Regions from separate parts of the Homo sapiens genome. Here region 2 is linked to region 1. The links are chromatin loops, found by intact Hi-C in ENCODE. Cell type or tissue: mammary epithelial cell. All regions are shown on one strand. Each heading gives the region's core, and the rest is flanking DNA. Links, peaks and the distances in the headings are about the cores only. Region 1 overlaps LOC101929174 (a long non-coding RNA gene). Region 2 overlaps GRM5 (glutamate metabotropic receptor 5).

Evidence for each region. A loop is a pair of places that touch in the nucleus more often than their neighbours do. Peaks named below come from ENCODE experiments on the same cell type or tissue, not always from the same donor. Only the 100,000 strongest peaks of a DNase experiment are listed, where the experiment ranks them.
Region 2: it touches region 1 in a loop (9-fold over the local background); 6 of 110 quality-filtered maps call a loop at or near these places.

What each region holds. Positions count from the first base shown.
Region 1 is chr11:88,414,933-88,426,045 of GRCh38, reverse strand. LOC101929174 (a long non-coding RNA gene) reads right to left here. Exons shown (of 5, transcript NR_188511.1): 3 at 2,449-2,559; 4 at 1,432-1,665. Among named protein-coding and RNA genes, the nearest start is that of CTSC, 83 kb to the right of the region's middle. RefSeq lists a cis regulatory region at 4,133-4,508. In mammary epithelial cell, for the core only: a CTCF peak has its summit at 5,708; DNase peaks (open chromatin) are centred at 4,315 and 5,775; H3K27ac peaks cover 3,979 bases.
Region 2 is chr11:88,532,757-88,543,869 of GRCh38, reverse strand. The region is part of intron 8 of GRM5 (glutamate metabotropic receptor 5); the gene reads left to right. Among named protein-coding and RNA genes, the nearest start is that of GRM5-AS1, 34 kb to the right of the region's middle. In mammary epithelial cell, for the core only: no CTCF peak of the experiment used is centred there; DNase peaks (open chromatin) are centred at 5,549, 7,759 and 8,980; H3K27ac peaks cover 4,549 bases.

The sequences.
Region 1 (11,113 bases), core at 1,000-8,999:
AAGAAAAAATAACTGAGAGGTTCAAGAACCCTCAGGAATGAACCAAGATATATAAGAATACCTATGAGAATATCTATATCTATGAGAATATCTATGAGACTATTGGAGCTTCAATTCAGACTTAATTCTGAGCAGGAAGGGAAGAAGAATGAAACCACATAGAGTAGAAGGGTATGCAGGCGGAGCCATTGTGACATTAGAAGTCTGGTGCAGTCACAAAAGTTCATTTATAAACTCTCGTGCAGAATGAGGGTCAAGCCATCTCAGATGTTAAGTAGGAATTCAGAAACTGGAAGGCCAGGCAAGGCACAATTGAATGGGCTGGACCAAACTGACCAGAGGAGGAAGTCTGCCTTTAAGCAAACTCTCACATGCCCCTGTTTACCACACAGTCACTAAACAAGCCAAGTGGTCCATTACTTGTCTTGTCTAGGAGGTAGCCTCACACCATAGATGTGTGCAAAGCTTCCTCCCTTAGCCCTTTATGAGCCCCTGACCTACACTTATGTGAACATAATAAAATAATTGTCATTTTAAGCCACTACAGTTGGGCAATTTGTTACACGGAACTGTAGCCAGAATACTATTCTTCGTCCATTTATTTTTGAAGCAAGATACTAAGAATGTTGAGTATAAATTATTTTGAATCAAGTTAGAACATTTTTGTTCAAAGGTCTGGAGGAATTCCCTCAGTGTGTTATGACATGTTGTTAGATGAGTAGATAGATAAGTAACACAACCCTCAGAGAGTAGCAGTTGCTGTAACCTCCAAGAAGCAGAGTGTGTGCCAGTCCTCCTGTACAACTGCATTCGAATCATGCTGAGCTCCCAAGGCCTCTGCAGCCTTGCTGTGCCCTTTTACCTCTAACCTATGTGTGTGCTATCCCTTTTGCCAGGAAGTGCGCTTTCTCCTTTCTCCTACAGCTTCTCGCGTGCTATTTCCTTTCTACTACCTTTCATTCCTTCGATCACTTCCGTCCTCTCATCACCACCTTCTTCTTTATCTAAATCTACTTGGCACCACTTCCTCTAGCAAACATTCTGTATCCAACTCCATACAGGGTAAGTGAGCTTAGCTTCTCTAATTTTACAGCCCCCTGCTTTTCTCTTTGTGAGCAATCACCACCTGCAGGTTAACTGCCTATCTGCATAACTCTTTCACAAAATTGTAAAATCCCTGAGGATAGGGAAAAAGGCTATTTTATTGTGGTACCACCAATGCTCTAACATGCACCTAGAATTTAGCTCATAGTGTGTGCTCAATATTTATGGACCAAAAGGATAAATGAAGTATAACGTGTCCTTTAATACTGCAAGGATTCACTTCAGTGACCTTTTACCCCAGTTTTTGTTAGTATGCATTATGGACTAAATATTTGTGTGTCCCTCTCCCCGTCACCCCACTACAAATTCACATGTTGAAATCCTAACCTTCAATGCAATGGTGTTGAAAGGTATGGCTTTTGAGAGATAATTAGATTATGAGGGGAAACCTCCTTAAATGGGGTTAGCACCCTTATAAAAAAAAGACTCCAGAGAGTTCTCTTGCTCTCTTTCTACCATTGGAATATACAATAAGAAGTCAGCAGTCTGCAAACAGGAAGAGGGTCCTCTCCAGAACCTGATCATGCTGGCACTCTGTTGTTGGATTTCCAGCCTCCAGAGCTGTGAAAAATAAATTTTTATTGTTTAAACAATATAGTTGGTAGCATCTTATTATAACACCCCAAGCTAAGACAGTGTATATTGGCCAAATGGGACTGAACCTTTTTTCCATTCTCAGAGAAGAGGAGGAACCATTCTGTGAACCAATACCAAGACGTGGGCCAGTGAAAGCCATTGGATAATCTCTATATTGACCTGGTTCCTAATATTCTATGACCAACTATGATGGGCCAGTAATAAAGTGATACCCCCAATTCTGTTGGAAGTAGTATAACTTCAGAAGGAACTGCCCACACTCTCTTTCAGGCTTTTCAATTAAGCCTGGGCCAGTGTGGGCCATGCCCTGCCCATCTCCACAATTTAGACCTTCAGGTGGCTGTGGTAAAGGAGAAGGTCTGGCCTACAAAAGCATGGTCATGCTGACCCTGACTGAGGCTAGGCAAGGCTGCTCAGAAGCATGGGAAGGATGCAATCCTTAGTCAAATTACCTGGCCCAATTTTTGCTCTGCAACATATTTCCCATGAACGGGTAAAGCTGTACTCATTGATTGCTATGGTCTGAATATTTGTGTCCTCTCCAAATTCACAGGTTGAAACTTAGTCGCCAATGTAATGGTGTTGGGAGGTGGGACATTTTGGAGGTGATTAAGTCATAAGGGTAGAGCCCTAGGGAATGGGATTTTTTCCCTTATAAAAGAGGCCCAATTGAGCTCTTTCACTTCTTCCATCATCTGAGGTCACCACTAAAAGGCATCATCTATGAACCAGGAAATGGGTCCTTACCAGGCACCAACTCTGCTGCTACCTTGATCGTGAACTTCCTAGCTTCTAGAACGATGAGAAATCAATTTCCGTTGCTTCTAAGGTACCCAGTTTATTATATTTTGTTATAGCCTGAAAACAGAGGAAAAAATTGATAAAATGAAGAAAATGGTAATAGCCACATCACTAGAATGTTCTTGAGATAAATTAGCTGATAAATGGGTAAAATGTAAAGACTTAACGAGGTATGGATAAGACATGGTAAAAACATCAGTAAAGGATGAAGGACATCATCTCTATTAATACAGCAAATAAGTGGCTCAGCCATTTACCCATGTCCTTGAGCAAGTCACTTTATCATCTTTGCACCTTTCTGCTCAAATGCAAAATTGAAGTAAAAGTTGTATCTACCTACATATGTTAATAAATGTAAAATGCTTAACCCAGAACCTAGCATGCACTAAATTCTCCTTAAAGATTAATGAAACACTAGTATGTATTCTTAAACGCCCTTTGAAAGTTTAGGAAGGTTTTGTTTGTTTGTAAGAATTAAAGGAGGCTTCATGATGAAGGAGGTATGTTGTCTGTGTTTTGTTTTGTTTTAATTTATTTTATTTATTTATTTATTTATTTATTGTTTGAGACAGCCTCACTCTGTTGTCCAGGCTGCAGTCCAGTGGTGCGATATCGGCTCACTGCAACTTCCGCCTCCCGGGTTCAAGTGATTCTCCTGCCTCAGCCTCCCAAGTAGTTGGGATTACAGGAGTGCACCACCACGCGCAGCTAATTTTTGTATTTTTAGTAGAGACGGGTTTCACCATGTTGGCCATGCTGGTCTTAAACTCATGGCTTCAAGTTATCCATCCGACTTGGCCTCCCAAAGTGTTAGGATTACAGGCGTGAGCCACCATGCCTGGCCTGTTGTCTTTGTTTTAAAAAGTAGGTAGCATTTGGACATAGAAAGACAAGGAGAAAAATCTAGGGAATTTTTTCTAACCTAGAGAATTAAACAGGTACATTTTGCCGGCCGGCACTATGGCATATGGTAGGCAAGAAGCAGTAGGGGTGGAAAGAAGAGAGAGGTAATCTGGAGACTTCTAGTCAGTCCAACCCTTGGCATTTCACAGACTGGAACCCATAGAGTCAATATAGAAACTGAACCAGACCCTTTATTCTGGAGGAATTTCCAGTAGATAATTAAAATTCAGTTTTTACTGCTTGGTCTAGTCTGTTAAAAAAAAAAAAAAAGGAAAAAGTCAATTTTAAAATTGTTCATCAAATTATCTGCTCTGTTTTTTACAATTAGAAAGATACTTACCTTTCCTAAGTCAAGGTCTTACACACAGACACACACACACACACACACACACACACACAATTTTACCTAGTAATTAATACAGAAATCCTATCCCACCTTTTTGACTTTTCTACTCCACCCACATCCCCTAACCCAGGACAATTTCAGCCACTACAAACAAAAAAACTAGCTGATAGAAGTGTAACCCAAACAAATTATTAACAACAACAGCAACAACAATAACATAAATGTTTATTGCATATCCCAATAGGCTTAACCAGCATTAAAATGATAAAGAAAACCTCATTCTGTCTCATCGTCAACTGTTCTACTCTAAAAAAATCTGTTAAAGGTAAGAAATATTTTTTAGAAAGTCAATAAACAAAAAGAAAAAAAAAAAAGTCCCCTGGAGAGTATTAGAGTGTTTACCACTGGGAGAGAGCTGCCCTCTGAAGAATAAAGCCAAATTACTGGCTTTTCTGAGCCTCACTGATGGGGGGAGAGAGGAAGAATTAAGACAGCTGTTCTTGTCTTAGTTGGAGAAGCTGCGAAGAGGAAACTGTGGGTGGTATGTCTGCTGAGTAAGACTTCTCAGAAAAGTGGTTCCTCCAGTTTTCAGGTTCCTGGAGGCCCATGACAGGCTACTTCCTAGCACTCATTCTGAAGACTTTGGGGTCAAGAGCAGCCCTGGCCCCCTATCCCTACTACCTACTGCTATCTCATATTTCCTGTGCTTTGGGGCTTTTCACCTAATAAATAACTGTCCTTTGAGTAAAAACACACCCTCCCAAATGCCAAATATATTTTAGTAATGAACTAGTGCAGGAATGGCCCTTTGAAACTTAGAACAGGCCTCACTGAAAAATAGTACATTCTTGTGACTTTAACCTAGGGTCTTCTATGCTAGTTCAGCTTAAATCCTCTGTTATCTCATTATGGAAAACTCACTTTTGTAGGGTTCCTCTAATTTTCTGCAAAAGCTTCAAATATTTGTTGTTTTAAGTCCTCCTTGTCCATAGAGTCTGACTATGAAAATGGAAAGAATCTTATTTTTAAGGTAGTCTAGCCCCTTAGACTAGTCCAGATTTGACTTCTCCAAGCAACATAATTCAGAGAGCTCTTCAAATAAATGATGCTATGATCCTATCTGGGCATCACCCCAGGAGGCAAGTGTCAGAGGTGCCTCAGACTTCTGGACGCAGGCTCTTTGCACTTACTGCAAAGCCTTACTGTCTCCAGAACACTTCCTTTCTGTTTTCCCTCTCCATCTTGTATTAGGATTCTCTTACCCGTACCGACATCCCATCTCCTTCATGTCTATCAAATCTTGCTAGCAGGAAGGCTGAGATCAATCACATATGGCTCAGTTTGAATTTGAATCCCTACACTCACTGTAACGAAGGAGAAGATTTGCTCTTGACTTGGAGAATTTTAGATTCTTCTTATTTATATGACCAAGAAGAGAAGTTTAAGGGAAGCCTCAAAATTATACCACAAAAACATTTGCTCACTTAGCCCAAACATAAGGCAGATATTGAATATGGTGAAACATGGGCTGGAAAGAGTTGCAAAATTCACTCCCCCCTATGCCCTGGGTCCCTCCTCAGCAGGGACAGCCAAGTTGTTTCCGGCTGACAGCAAACCAGTCCTGATATCCTGTTCTCATGACACACTCAGGCCCTTCACTGTTTCTGTTCATTCCTGACTATCTTTATACCAGTTGGAAATCCTGCTGCCGCAGAAACTAAAAATGACTCAAAAGCACTCCCTCTCTTTCTTCCAAAATTGTGTTTCTGCACAGCCTGTTCTGTGACCATCACATGACTCCACATTTGCTCATCTGTTCTTATCTGCCATCAAGTCCTGCAGGTCTTTCTCTGGAATCCTGTCCCCAACTCATTGCTCTTTCTCGTCTCTCCACAGCCTGGTTCTGAGACAGAGGGCAGCAATTTCTCATCCCAAATGCCTCGTCTGGGCTTGCAGAAGTTAGTCCAAAGACAGATTGTGAAATCTTCATTGTCAGTTCTTGGCCTTCCCATCCCCTTTGAGACTCTTCTTCCAGTGGGAAAATTACGCAGGCACGATATGTACGCATACAAGTATTCTTTTATGTGAGTTTTGGTGTTACTAATTTAGCCACACAGTATGACCTAAGCAGCATAGGAATTAAGCCTTAAATATTTCCTAATCATCTGTAAAATATTTTTCTCCATTCCCAATATATTGTCTTAGTTCAGGCCTTCATCATCTATTTTTTTTTTTTTACCTGAAACTGGTTTCCTGAGGAGTCTCCGTGCTTCTCACCTGCCTCTAACCTCTTCTTTCCCCATATGTCACACTACTACCACTGTAATCTACCAAAAATGCAAGTATGACTGTTAGTGAATCCCCTGATTAAATGTCTTAGCATCTGTAGGACAGAATTTAAGATGCCTAGCATGATATTCCCGATTTCCTCGGGAGTTGTCTCCTGCTCTACCCCAAGCTGCGCTTCAGGTGACAGGAACTATATACACATGATAGTGTTTCTTGTCCACTCCATGCTGAGCCTCTACTTCTCCTGGGTCCTCCTCCTAGAATGGCATTCTGTAGGTTCTTTCCTGCAAAATTTCTGTTCATCTCTACTCTGGCATCATTTAATTCTGAAAAAAAAATTTTTTTACATAGACCCATAATGTCCTACATGTAATTCCTTTATAGTATTTGCTATTTCATATTTTTATTAAAATGTTTTCAGTTATTTTTCTATTCATAAAGTGTATTTATAGCAGGCAATTTGAAAAATACAGAAAAATATGAAAAAAGACAAAGGAAATTATTCAGAGAGAAATGTACTAACATTTTGAGGTATATTTTCCAATGTTTGTTTCTATGTATATAGTCACACTTTTCTCTATCTTCTCTTTCACACAACACACCTATATAAACACAAATGTAGGTATGCAAAATCTTATATATTTTGTAACTACTTTTATATTTTACTTAAAAATATGAGTGTTGTTATAGCCTTAAGTGTTCAGAGTAAGCTCTTTGAAGAACAAGAAGTGTGTGTGCGTGTATGTGTGTGTGTAGATATGTGCGTGAGAGAATGTGTAAACAAATACATAAAAACATCCAGCTGAGTGAATAGTATATAATAGACTCTAAATAATTATTCATTGAACTAATTTATTAACAACAATGAAAGAGACATGGGAGAAAGAAAGAACATGAGATAAGCTGGAACACATGCAAGGTAAAGAGATGAAGAGAAGACAGCCCACCATTTGGAAAGCATTTATGACTTTTAAAGTTTTTATGTACTCTGTAGTTGATGCTCACAATAGCCTTCTATTTTCTTTTATTTTATTTTTAATAGAGACAGGGTATTACTGTGTTGCCGAGGCTGGTCTTGAGCTTCTGGGTTTAAGTAATTCTCCTGCCTTAGCATCCCAAACTGCTGGGATTACAGGCATAAGCCACCACGCCTAGCCACAATAGCTTTCTGAAGTAGCTATAGCAATTATTTGCAAATCAGGAAAGTGAAACTCAGAGAGGTTAAGTGACCTGCCCTAGGTTGTTCACTTTATAAGTGGCAGAACTAGTTTTTTGAATTCATAAACTATGTATTTACATTACTTTACACAGCTTCTGGGGGAAAAAGGGCAGCAACATGATCCCTACCAAGGTCTGGGAGCCTGAAGGGGTATTCACACTGCCTGGCATGGTGCCTGGCACAGAGTGCTAAAACAGTGATTGTTGAGCACAACTAAAAAGCAAACGAGAGAAAGAACAAACAGTAGACAATAGTGAGTATACAGGGTAAGGCACCGCAATCCACTTTTCTCCATCCTCACCATGCTTGTTTGATCTGAAAAAGCCTCCTAAATGATCTGCCTCCTGCCATTCAACACCCTTTTCATCTATCTTCCATAAACACAAATTGATCATGACAAATGATGTATTGGTTCCCTTTGCTCTTGGGAAAACATTCAGAATATTCTCCTAGCTTAAAAGGTTCTTCAGGAAGGAACACTTTTTTTCCATCTTGATTTCTCATTTTTCTTTCTCTTGTACATGCCACTCAGGCATATTCAACACCACTAAATCCCTGAAAGTGCTGAAACATTCTTTTCCCTGCTATTCCTGGATTACTGTTATTTTGATAATTTTTTTTTTTACTAGTTGTTATTAGTTTTCTATTGCTGTGTAACAAATTACTGTGCTGTAAAAATGTAGCACTTTTAAAAAGCACAAATTTATCTCACTATTTCTATAGGTTAGAAATCTGGCACAGTGTGGTTGGTTTATCTTTTCAGGGTCTCATTAGGCTAAAATCCAGGTAGTATCCAGGGCTGCAGCTCTCATCTGGGACGTATGGTCTTCTTCCACACTCACTGGGTATTGGCAGAATTCAGTGCCTCATGGTTGTGGGACTGTGGTCCCTATTTCCTTGCTGCATGGTCCTCTTTCTCTTCAAGCCAACAATGGTGCCTTGGTAATCCTTGTGCTTTGACTCTGATTTCTGCTTCTGCCTTCTGTTTTAAGGATTCATGTGATTACATTAGGCCCATCTGGATAATCAAAGATACTCTCACCATTTTAAGGTCAATTGCTTTGTAACATTACATCTACAAAATCTTTTTGCCATTTAATATAACCTATTCATGGATATAAACACCAGAGAGTGAAGTCCATGGGGAGCCAACATTCTGCCTATCACAATTATAGCATCAAATTTGGCTGAGGGGCCCTTCTTATAAGATTCATGCTCATTTATTTCTCTGCCTCCATTTCTAGAGTATAAGCTTCATGATGTCAGTGACTATGTCTACTGCACAAACCTGATGTGTTGCAGCTGGCTTGTCCTTGCTAAGAAGTGCTTATTATTAAATTTTCAGGAATTTTTCCATCTGTTTGTTAAACATAGCTATTATTTTAAAAAACAAATTATATTCTCAAAACATAATAAATGCTCTAATTCATTTCCTGTTTATTGTCATAGTGTTTACTACGATTTATTCTCTTGAAGTTATTTTCCCCGATTCAATCCTTATGGTGGAAATACTATCTATTGAGGGACTACCGCACATCTTTTCAACTTCCTGTTCAGTGCCATTATTCGGTTGGTGCAAAAGTAATTGCAGTTTTTGCCATTACAATACATTATGCTGGTAGCTTGAAATTGACAATAGTGGATGTATTGATACCAAATAAATCAGCAACACTAGTTGACATCTTTTTTTTTTTTCCAGGTGGAGTCTGGCTCTGTCTCCCAGGCTGGAGTGCAGTGGCGCGATCTGGGCTCACTGCAAACTCCGCGTCCCTGGTTCACGCCATTCTCCTGCCTCAGCCTCCCGAGTAGCTGGGACTACAGGCGCCCGCCACCACGCCCGGATAATTTTTTGTACTTTTAGTAGAAACGGAGTTTCACCATGTTAGCCAGGATGGTCTTGATCTCCTGACCTTGTGATCCGCCCACCTCGGCCTCCCAAAGTGCTGGGATTACAGGCGTGAGCCATCGCGCCCGGCCTAGTTGACATCTTGATGTATTGTTTATTTGATTGTTTAGACTTGAGAAAATGATAGTAAAAATGTTAACAGCACAGATTAAGCTTAAAGCAGGTCATGTCTATAGCCATTACACAAAAATTTAAAGAAATATTATTCTTCCGGTATCTAAAACCTATGATTCAGCAAAGAAGCAGCTCATGATATTGACAAACAAAGGAAGTTACAACTTACCACCTAATTTTACTTTAATCTTATTAATACAAAAGAATCAAGTAATATTCTTATATGAACTATATTCATTCATCAGATACAACCATAGCTTGGCTAAAAATACAATAGTTTAGCAAAAAATAAAATAAAAAATTTCTGTGGAAACAAAATGGCTATATTACATTTAAAATAAAGAGTAAATTGTACACTATACATTCTTTACATTAATGTTTTATATTAAAAAGTATACATTTATGTATGTGTGCATAAACATACATTTTTACACCATCATGAAACATTTACCAGCCCACCACTGAATGCATTGAATATACTCCTAGAGCTCATCACAATGCCTAGCACATATGGCGTGCTCAGTAAATGTTTGTTTAATGAATGAACGGATAGAAGCCATGGTCTACATGATTGACCAGAGAACACAGGCTGAGTGGAAAGGGAATAGAGGCCAGAAAAGAAGCAACAGTTTGGGGAAGTTGGGAGGATTCCAAGAACTAGAGGTCAGTTGAGAATTTCTATAAGATTCTACAGAAGTTATAAAGTAGGAGACCAAAAAATAATTAAAGGAGCTGTGACAAGACAAAGCATCTCAGGGGTTAGAGAAAGCTAGGGACTAACCATGTGCAAGGCCCTGCACTGTTAGTCCACTTTAAGTTAATCTTTTATATACTCACAAAACCTTCATTTATCCTCATTTTATAGGCAAAGAAACTAGGTAATTAAAGTTAATCAACTGGCCCAGACTCATTCAGCTAGTAGAGGGTAGAGGCCAGAGTGTTCTAAACCCAAAGCCTGCACTCTTGAGGGCTACACCAAATGGAAGTGGGAACAAGGCTGTGAGGAGTTGTAATTCAAGAGCTTACTACTCACAGTGTGTTCTGAGGAACAGAAGAGGGGATTTTTGTTAGAACGTTGATTCTCAAGCCCTACCCCAGATCTACTGAATCAAATCTGTGTTTTTTTTTTCTGTCTTTTACAAGATATACTGGAAATGCCTATGCACCTTGACACTTGAAAACCACTAGTTTAGGAGGCAATTGTATCAGCAGGTAACCACATTGCAGATGGTCATTAAAGTCAAAGAAATCAAGAAGTACTATCAGGTATATTGTAAGATTGAACTTGCCCAAGTAAAGTGAGGGTGCTCCTTCTAGCATGTGGCATATTAAAATCACCTAGAGACCTTCGTAAAATGCCAAGGCATTAGTAATTTTAAAGTGATTCCAATATATAACCAAGGTTGAGAACTTATCAGGAGCATCACATTAGTCATGCCGTTCCTCTCAGATGTGAACAGTAGCCCCTACTTATCAAAACAAACAACGAAGCAAATGTCCGTGGATCTGACTTGAGAGGCTGAAGCATCTCCTCCCCAGGATATAATTACTCTTCAGCCTCACAGTGGTTTTTCTAGCCTTGCTCTTTACACAATAGCCCTGCCTTCCAACCCCAGAAACAGACTGGCTTATAGGATTTCACATTTCATGTGCCTCTCACCTGGCACACCCTTTTTTCTCCTTGCCACCAGACCACATCCTTTCCTTCCTCCAGCCCACATTTATTTCTAGACCTAAAATGATTTCTTAATGTCAACCTTTTATTCTGCTTACATGGCATCATACCCCTCACCAGGATTAAACTGTACCAAAGATACCTGGAAACAAATTGTAC
Region 2 (11,113 bases), core at 1,829-9,828, 120 kb before region 1:
TCAAGCTATAGCAACCATGTTATCTGCTATGGGCTAGATGATAGGTTAGGCACTGGAGATATAAAAATGAATACAATACCATCCTTCCCCCAGATAACTTTTCTCTTCATAATAAATTCAGACTCATAAAAAATAATGTTAGTAAGGAAGTATAGATAACTCGATCCTTTGTGGGTATACAAAAAGGGAAATAATGATGAGAGAGGACAGGAAAGGCCTCAAAAAAAAAAAAAAAAGGATAACATGATGGTATGGGTCCTGGTTGTGGGTTTTTTTTTTCCTCTTCTCTGATTTCTCTATGTCTTCCCTGAAATAATATTTTTCTTTCTCATTTATTTATTCTCTCATTCAGCACTTTTTTTATTATTGAGTCTTGCCAGGCCCCACTCACTGTTGTGGGCACTGGGATACATACATGGTCCCTGCCTTCAGAAACCTTCTGCTATTTTATTTGTGGTGAACGTGACAGTCACAAGCAAGGCAGTCAGCTTGCACCCATTTGTTTCTTCCAATGACACATTCTGCACCCTGCCCTCTTCCTAGGCTTGAAGGAGAAAGCTTAAACGGTCAGCTCTACAAGGCCCCATGTGAGAAAGAAAGGTAACAGATAAAGAATATCATGTCTTTTCACTTAATCAGCTCTTATCGCTTATGCAGTTAACAAATAGTTGTTGTGCACAGTGTGCCAAGCTTGTGCCTCTCAGGCCAGGGTAAGTTCAAATTACACCACGGCATTTTCCATTTTAGTTCTAGGAGATTTATTTTTTCATTCTAGGACACCTAGGTGTTATTAACCTTTTTTGAAATGAAGTCTTGTTCTGTCGCCCAGGCTGGAGTGCAGTGGCCCAATCTCAGCTTACTGCAACCTCCACTTCCCGGGCTCAGGTGATTCTCCTGCCTCAGCCTCCTTTGTAGCTGGGATTACAGGTATGTGCCACCATACCTAGCTAATTTTGTATTTTTAGTAGAGACGGGGTTTCACCATGTTGGCCAGGCTGGTCTCGAACTCCTGACCTCAGGTGATCCACCAGCCTCTTCCTCCCAAAGTGCTGCGAGTACAGACATAAGCCACCAAGCCCGGCAGGTGTTATTATCTTTACCATGAGTTTAGTGTGCTCTATTTGTTTGTCTATGACAGCCAATGTTTATCATCCCCATTGGATTCTAAGCTCCTTGAGTTGAGAGGCTGTGAAATGTATTTTCTGGATGTCAAGTAGAAAACCAAGTACTATGCCAGGTATCTAGAAAATACACAATATATGTTTAAGTATATCATTTACAAACAGAAGAACCTAGCTTTGAATTCCAACATCAACATTTATAAACTTTGTGACCAATAGATCTCTTTTAAACAGGATCATCAATACCCCTCCCTAGGGTTGTAAAGAGACAATGTTTGAAACAATGTTTAAAAAGCTCTGAGTATAGTGCCTGTTACGTATGCTTGCTCTTCCTCTTTCTCTTCTTTATTCTTTGCCCTCTACTTGATTTTTGTTTGTTTGTTTTTTCCTTTTTAGCCATGCCTTTGGTAATTTTGGTTATTTTCTTTAATCTAGTGTTCTACAATACAAGCCTCAGTGTTCAACAGCCCAAATATGAGTCCTGGCTTTGCCTCATCTAACTGTGTGACTTTCAGCAAGCTACCCAGCCACTCTGTGCCTCAGTTATTTTTATCGGTGAAAGGGGGATAATAATAGTACATATCTCATAGTGTATTAGTCTGCTCTCACCCTTCTATAAAGGTACTACATGAGATTGGGTAATTTATAAAGGAAAGAGGTTTAATTGACTCCCAGTTCCACATGGCTGGGGAGGCTTCAGGAAACTTACAATCATGGCCAAATGTTAAGCAGGTACCTTCTTCACAAGGGAGCAGGAGAGAGAAGAGAAAGCTAAGGGGGAAGAGCCCCTGTAAAACCTTTAGATCTCACAAGAAGTCACTCACTATCATGAGAAGAGCATGGGGGAAACTCCCCCTCACGATCCAATCACCTCCCTTCCTCCACACATGGGGATTACAGATCCCTCCCTTGACATGTGAGAATTACAATTTGAGATGAGATTTGAGTGGGGACAGAGAGCCAAACCATATAAGTGTCTTAGTGAAATTAAATGCTAAAATCTACATAAAACATCAATCCTGTAAATTACATGGTATTTCTTCCATTATGCGAAAAGAAAATTTGAGAAAAAGTTATATAAGTTATTCATAACAATATAGCTAGTAAGTGGTATTGCTGAGAATAAAATCCATGTTAATTAACTCCAAATCCAGTACACTTAATTTCCATAATATATTGCCCATCTCAGGCAAACTAAAGCCCAGTCAAGTTAGACAAATCTGAAGAGCTATGGTATATCTATCTATATGTATGTTTATATATGTATAAGTGTGTGATTGTATGTGTGTATATACATGTATCTGTGTCTATATATTTATATATGCTTATATACTTGTATGTATACAGATGATACTACTTAACTTCATGCATTAGCTTATCACACTCTGACATGATAAATTCCTAATATCTATAACAGATCACAATGAAACTCCTAGCTTAGGACCTAGCAAATACTAAGTACTTAAGAAACATCAGTAAACGTTTCTTTGGATATTTTGCATTGTGAAATTAAAGTAATCTCACTTTCCTTTATTGTGATAGACACTCGGCAGTGTGGAAATCTGCTTGGAAATGACAGAATTAGGAAATCCATCTGTTGTAATCATGTGTGATTATAATTAAACATAAAACGTTATCCTAATACCAGGAGAAATATAATTACCTTTATTAAAATAATAATCTTAAGACAATGTGATGGGGCTGGGCGCGGTGACTCACGCCTGTAATTCCAGCACTTTGGGAAGCCGAGGCGGGCGGATCACAAGGTCAGGAGATTGAGACCATCCTGGCTAACATGGTGAAACCCCATCTCTACTAAAAATACAAAAAAAAAATTAACCAGGCGTGGTGGTGGGCACCTGTAATCCCAGCTACTCAGGAGGCTGAGGCAGGAGAATGGCGTGAACCCAGGAGGCAGAGCTTACAGTGAGCTGAGATCACGATCACGCCACTGCACTCCAGCCTGGATGACAGAGCGAGACTCTGTCTCAAAAAAATAAAAATAAAAAATAGAAATAAAAATAAAGACAATGTGATGAAGAATAGAGGCAGTGGAAAGGTAATCTCTAGTCATAGACTTGTGATTTGAGTTCCCTCCTCCCCGTGTCATGAAGTGGAGATGATTCTTTTGATGGCCATGTAAGTGCACAACTTACACTGGCTACCTGTAATTGCATGCCCAGGACTTTCCAGAACTGCTTCTCTCTCCCTGGGTGTCATTCCCACTCGTGGGCAGCTGCATCTATCAAAAGTAAGCATGATTCCCCTCCCTTCAGTCTTCACCCCTCGCATGTATATAGGCAAAAGAAACATCCCAATCTCCTTCCTCCACCCCATCTCATCTTGTTCTTGTGAAAATCCAGTTATTTTACATCCTGAAATAAATGGAAACTAAGCTTCTTGGCAAAAATGTAGAAAGCTTTTTTTGTTTCTAAGTTGTCCAAAGACAAAGGAATGAGGAAAACAAAGACAAGTTTTATGCATTGAGATAGGACAGGAGGGGTTAAAAGGGCAAGAAAGGTGAAGGAAGAAGGCTAGAGAAAGAAAGGAGGGTGGCAAACGGAATGAATTAGTTGAGACAAGAACTGGTGAATGAACTTCTGTGTATGATAGAAGGGGGAGGCTAGTTTTGATGTAGTTAGATTTAGATAAATAGTACTGCCTTGCATTTCATAAATGTCCCTGCTTTTACCATTTCACTTGTTGAGTTGCTGCTCTATACTAGGCCCTATCCTAGATGCTTGTTAAAAGAACAGACGTGCCCAGGTAGCCATAAACTTTACGGTGTAGTGAGAAAGACAGTTACTAAACTAGTAGTCAGGCAGATATTTAATTATAATTTGTTAATAATTGGTATGAAGGAAGAGAATAGGCCCTGATACAGATTAACAGGGGAGACAGGCTGAGACAAGTAAAGAGAAGAGCATCATTTGTCTCTACATCATTTTCAAATCCAGCCTAAATCGCAGCAGCGTAAATTAGGGTATGTGGGAGCAGACAGATCCAGATGGAAGTAGGTCCAGATGGAGGTAGGTCCAGATGGAGGTAAGAAAATCAAAGATGCATTAACTTAAAAGAATTAATAGAGATTATATTGGTTATGTCTCGTATGAGGAAGCACTATTTCATAAGTATTAGGGGGTGTGTGGAGGAAACAGGACAAATATTTTGTATCAGAGCTATCTGGGAGAAGCCTGCCTGGTTATAGAAGTTATTAGTACAGAAGAAAATGACAGATATGAAAGGAACATTATGAAACAACTATAAAATCAAGCATTTTACATGAATTGTCTTACCTGATCCTCAATATTTCCATTGTATATATGGAGAAATTGTAACTCAGAAAGCATAACTAACCCTATGAACATAAACACAGTTTATGATTCCCTTATGGGTCAAAGGCAAACTCTGGTAAACAAGTAGATCCAGGCTTTGTGAGACCTAAAGTTCCTTCCACTTGGGGAGCTTTATTTAAGAAAAAGATTACAAAATGTGAATACAAAAATAGAAACAGGGCCTTGCCAGGGGCATCTGTGAGTGAGGGACCCTGATACTCCATCAGCTTTAGAGCAAATCTGCTTCCATCGAGCACCACTGAGGTTTAAGCTCCATCAGTCCCCAGACTGAGAAAATTTAGTTGCTGGTGCAAATTTTAATCAAAGTTAGTATCACAGAGGAATCAGTCTTCCTATCCAAAAGGGTAGAAAGGGCTCAAGTAAAAGCATAGGCAGTGTCTCAAGCCAAGGAGATTATGGGGAAAAAAAATGATAAGGTTTGAAAAATAGTACAGTTACCTGTATCCCTTAGGCCATTTAAAGACAGAACTAGGTTTAACAAATGGCACAGCTACTATTTGTAGCCAGCATTTTAGTGAGAAGCAATTTACCTCACAGTTGACCATTCTAGTAACCTGGGCAAATCACTTGATCTCCTGTGTCCTAGTTCTTCATTTGTAAAGTAGGAATAATAATAGTACCTAACTCAAAAGACTGTTGTAATGATTAAATCAGTAAATTCAGGGACTTAGAATTGTGTCTGGAACATTCCAAGTGCTCAGTAAGTGATGGCTCTTATTACATTTATTATCTAGCTTCATCTGACTTCACTGCATTTCCAATTGTTCATGTATAAAAATGTGAGGAAAAATCTCTGTTGGAAAACTACCTATCTCTCTTTAGAAATAGTAAGGTTATCTGTCTGAAAATTCCTCAGTCCTATAAGATAGAAACTAGCAACTTTTAATTAATGCCATAATGAAATGTTTCCTATGGAGACCCTTCTTATAGTTAACATTTTGTTCCTCCCTGAAAAGTTTTCCCTATTGAGGATGTTGTATAAAGCTTGTAAAGCACCTTAGGATTGGTTTTGAAATCTGTATCTTCCTGAATTTCTATTGATTGTGTAACAAATAGTAATGTTGAAGGAAAGTACACAATAAAATGGCAATGACTTATGATGATTCATATCTGAAAACAAGCTCTCATCATAAGTAGGATTAAAATACATCCTTTGGGAATTCTTCAGAAGCTAAATGAAAGGCTTTACTCAATACAAAATTTAACACATTTCCATAATATTGCTATGCTGTAATTTATTAAACTATTCTCCCGTGGTTGGTTTGTTCTTTTTTGTTGAGGTTTTTTTTTTTTTCTGTTTTCTATAACATTGAAGGAAAAAATCTTTGTGCAGAAACCTTTGAGCTTATGTTGAATTGTTTCCTTAGAATAAATTCCTAGAATTACTAAGTCAATACAGCTGATTTTTTACTTTTTAATTCCTTATTTGCATTGCTTCCCCACTTTTCAGCTTTTACCTTTCCATTATTTTCACAGAACACAGTGAAATATGTTACCTGGCAATTTCTCAAATCATTTTGCAGCTTATCTTCACTTTGCCATTAGTTTCTGGAGCTATTAATCATGCTCAGTTTTTGTTTTTAATCTGATTTATCTGAAGGAATCAAGTTGACATTTCAAGTCTGTGCAAAAGATGTTTTTCTGCGCACGGAGACCACAAGATCTGATGGAATATCTAGTAAATCATTCCAATATATTTACATATATAGATAGATAGAAGGTTGAGAGATGATATTGAAGAAAGGAATTACCTTGCAATAGTACTGCATAATATTGATCTTTTTAAATTTGGCTTCACTGTTTCCCTCTAACCTAAAGATCCATAATGACTTCCCTTCTGCCTTCATCTAGAATTTTCCTCTGATCAATTAGACTTGGAAGGCTGACTTGGGCTTTCCTTCAGCTCTCTTTGTAACACTCTGAAGTTGTTAAAATATTCTACCATCTCGTCCCTGTCTGTCTTCTGCTATCACACTGTATCCCACACATCGAAACTGATTGTCAGCTCTTCTTAGTGATGCCTCTTTTACAGCCTTCAGATTTTTGGTGTATTTCTGTCTAGGAAAACTCCAGCCAGAGAAATGCCAATCTGTTTGCATGTTAACAAGGGGCCCAGAGGGTGATTTATTCCACTTGACCATTATGTAGTCAAATTTGACCTTTTAAAAAATAAGCGTATATTGTGCTCAAAGCCTAGCTCCACTAAGTATACACTATTAACTTCATGTACGACCTTTTCAGTCTCTCAAATGTGCCATCAGATTATTTAAATAAGGGGTTTTTAAGCATGAAATAAAGAAAAAGTAAGTTGTTAATGAAGAGCATGAGATTTGGAGGTAAAACATCTGGTTTCTAGTGGCACTTCTGAGACTTACAAGCTATGGGGTCTTGACCAAATTGTGAAGCTTTCTGAGCCAGTTTCCTTATCTGCTGAATGGGGATAATTATATTCCTGAGTTTGTTAAGAAAATTAAATGATATAGGGAAAGTTTTTCTATAATAATGTGAATGCTATTCAAAAGTATATTACACCATAGTTTCTCTCTTCACTTTATGACTGCCAAGATCCAAAATTAGGATGGTCCCAAAAGGAATGTGGCAATAAATCTGTAGAATAAGATGCAATGTGCAGCATTCTACCTCATATATTTTCCCTAAGATGTTTTAAAATTATAAACTGTGTTTCTGGGTGATCACTAAAGATATCATCTAGAGGTAGATGTTTGATCCAAATTTCACCTGAGGTCGAAAAGCTGAGGTCTTGGCTGGTGTTCAAGGAACCAACATGGGAACAGAATTGAATGTGCTCAAAGCTGTTATAAAGCTTTGTGTTGGTACAAAGGGGGAGTGGATACAATAACTACAGCAAAGTCAAGATTAAAAACTAAAGTCAGAAAAATTCTGTCTCAAGGCAGGGAGGCAAAGGGAAAGAGAGAGCTAACAAATAAAAACTGGCTCCAAAATTTGCTATAACTGGTCTCAAAGAAGATGGTGGCTGGAAAGAACTCCTAAATCATCACTGAGTTGAGCCAGGATTACTTGTATATGGATCTGTCACTGACTAATAAGGAATAAGCACATAAGCCCACTGAGGTTCATTTTCTTTTTTGTGTGTGTGACACCTTCTTATTCAAATTACACAAAAGATAATTGCAAACAATTTTTGTTAAATATGTATAAGCCCATGCCAATTCTTCAATATATGTGAACAAAAGCGTTTTCAGAGTAGTTATAAGGCTTCAGTACTATGAGCTGAATCATTTCCCATGACCTAATCAGTTTAAGAATGTAACACTAAACCCACAGTAACTGGTTATGACTGTAACTAGCATAGCTTTCAGGAAATGAACAAGGGTGTTTCTTCCATGATTATAAGGACCAATTGTTTAGGCTTTCTCTAAGTGTGGATTATTGAGAAAATAATACTTTGTTTTACCCAATCGATCTCTCTCTTTTTTGCTCCTTACAAATCTAACTTATTAACTCTCACACTTATTTTATATAAATGGTACATACAGAAAGGAGCATTATTTAAAAGAACACAAACATCTAAGTAACACTAAAGTATTTGTTAGTAGTAACTTCTTTAGATTCATCATATATATACACTCACACACATGTGTACACACACAGAGAGACACACACAGTATTTATAAACAGTCAAACCTAAGTAAATGCTATAACAATTTCAGAAATTCTTAGACTCAGTTTTGGAAGAAAAACTAATGAAACCAAGTATAGCAGATAGGAGGATTTCAGCCTCAGAAAGTCTATAACCTAACTCAAAGTGGCTTAAATGATAACAAATTAATCTCACATAAAAAGAATTTCTGACACTAAAAAGGCTAATTCAGTAGCTCAAAGGACACAATGGCTCAAGGACCTACTTATTTCGACCTTTCCAGTCTACCACTGAATCACTGGACCACAGTTTTTGAAATGTTGGCTTAGCTTCTCTCATGCCTGCCATATGGTTGGAGCATTGTCAGGTATCACATCCAGACCACTGTCCACAGAAAAAGAGACTATGTTTTCCAGTGTTTTATTAATACTAAAGAAATCGTTCTCAGAAGTCTCCAGAAGACTCTCTCCCATGATCATTGGCTAAAACTGATGAGTAAAGTGGCAAGTGAATCTGATAATTACTATTATCATCTTAGTCTAATCAGTGTCTACATCGTGAAGGTAAGGATGGGATGGCTTGTTAAGAAGAATGTGACAATGCAAAGGAAAGGCAAATATCTTAAAAAAATAAGTATCTTCCATGTAACTGTATTAGTTCGTTTTCATGCTGCTGATAAAGACATACCCGAGACTGTGCAATTTACAAAAGAAAGAGGTTTAATTGGATTTACAGTTCCACATGGCTGGGGAAGCCTCACAATCATGGCAGAAGGCAAGGAGAAGCAAGTCCCATCTTACAAGGATGGCAGCAGGCAAAGAGAGAATGACAGCCAAGCAAAACAAGTTTCCCCTTATCAAACCATCAGCTCTTGTGAGACTTACTCACTACCATGAGAACAGTATAGGGGAAACTGCCCCCATGATTCAATTATCTCCCACAAGGTCCCTCCCACAACACATGGGAATCATGGGAGTACAAGTGAAGATGAAATTTGTGTGGGGAAACAGAGCCAAACCATATTATTCTGCCCCAGCCCCTCCCAAATCTCATAACTTCACATTTCAAAACCAATCATGCCTTCCTGACAGTCCCCTAAAGTCTCAAATTATTTCAGCATTAACTCAAAAGTGCACAGTCCAAAGTCTCTTCCAAGACAAGGCAACTCCTTTCCACCTATGTGCTTGTAAAATCAAAAGCAAGTTAGTTACTTCCTAGATACAACGGGTGTACAGGAATTGGGTAAATACAGCCATTCCAGATGGGAGAAATTGGCCAAAACAAAGGGGTGACAGGTCCCATGTAAGTCCAAAATCCACCAGGGCAGTCAAATATTAAACTTCCTTTGACTTCATGTCTCACATCCAGGTCACGCTACTGCAAGAGGTGACCTCCCATGGTCTTAGGCAGCTCCACCTGTGTGGCTTTGAAGAGTACAGCCTCCCTCTCAGCTGCTTTCACAGGCTGGTGTTGAGTGTCTACCGCTTTTCCAGGCACACAGTGCAAGTCGTCAGTGGATCTACATTCTGGCGTCTGGAGGACAGCAGCCCTCTTCTTACAGCTCCACTAGGCAGTGCCCCAGTAAGGACTCTGTGTGAGGACTCCAACCCCACATTTCCCTTCTGCACTGCCCTAGCAGAGGTTCTCCATGAAAGCCCCACTCCTGCAACAAACTTCTGCCTGGACGTCAGACATTTTCATACATCTTCTGAAATCTAGGTGGTTCCTGAACCTCAATTCCTGACTTCTGAGTACCCACAGGCTCAACACCACATGGAAGCTGCCAAGACCTGGGGCTTGCATCCTCTGAAGCCACAGTCTGAGTTCTATGTTGACCCATTTCAGCCATAACTAGAGTGGCTGGGATGCAGGGCACCAAGTCCCTGGCTGCACACAGCTCAGGGACCCGAGGCCTGGCCCACGAAACCACTTTTTCCTCCTAAGCCTCCAGATCTGTGATGGAAGGGGCTGCCTGAAGACCTCTGACGTGCTCTGGAGACATTTTCCCCATTGTCTTGGGGATTAACATTTGGCTCCTCATTACTTATGCAAATTTCCTGGAAATTTATAATTTAATTTTCCTTTTTGTCAGTCATTCATGCATACCTCATTCAATAAATATTATTACCTATACTATCATAGGCACTGGGAAGATAGCAGTGAAGCATACGGTTCAGAACCCATGCCTTCATAGAGCTTGCATTCTATCACAGATTCCACTGGGGGAAAACAGAGAATAAATAAAATAAATAAGTAAAATATAAATTATTTTAGATAAGTTTTCCTGATAAAAGCAGGAAATGGTAACAGAAAGAGTAGAGTGGTAGTTGCCTTTTTAAATAGGGTGGTCTGGCAGGATGTATTGAGAAAGTGACATTTAGGCAAAAATTTGAAAGAAGTAAGCTTTGAGGATATTTTTAATGAAAGCATTAAAGGCAGAGGAAATGGCCAAAGCAAAGACACTATGCTGGGAGGATATCTGGTGTCTTCAAGCAACAAGAAGATCATTGTAGATGAAGCAATGTGAGCAAGGGAGAAAAAGTGACTTTTGGGATCAGAGAGATAGTCAGGGAGTGGGAGGTAAGTGTAGGGATTTGTAAACCATGATAAAAAATTTCATAATTTACTCAGAGAAATGGGTAACTAACAGCGTTTTGAGCAGATGAATGATATGAAAAGATTTCTATTTTGACAGGATATTCTGCTTGCTGGGTGGAGGTTGGAATGGGTTTGGTCTGGGTTGGGGAAATTTAGTAACAGACAAAGCAGAACCAGTTTGAGAAACTGTTAAAATTTTAACAGGTATTGGTGGCTTGGGCCAGGGTAATAAATACTGGTGAGAAATGGTCAGATTTTAGGTATGTTTTGCAGATGGAGCCTGCAGTATATGCTGACTGATTACAAAAAAGTCTGTTCTTTCCTCCTTTTTTCTACAATTACTTTATCTCAAAACTCTGTACATTAGTTACCACTTTCTGTAAACATCTTTAATATTTTCCATCTTCCTTGATCTC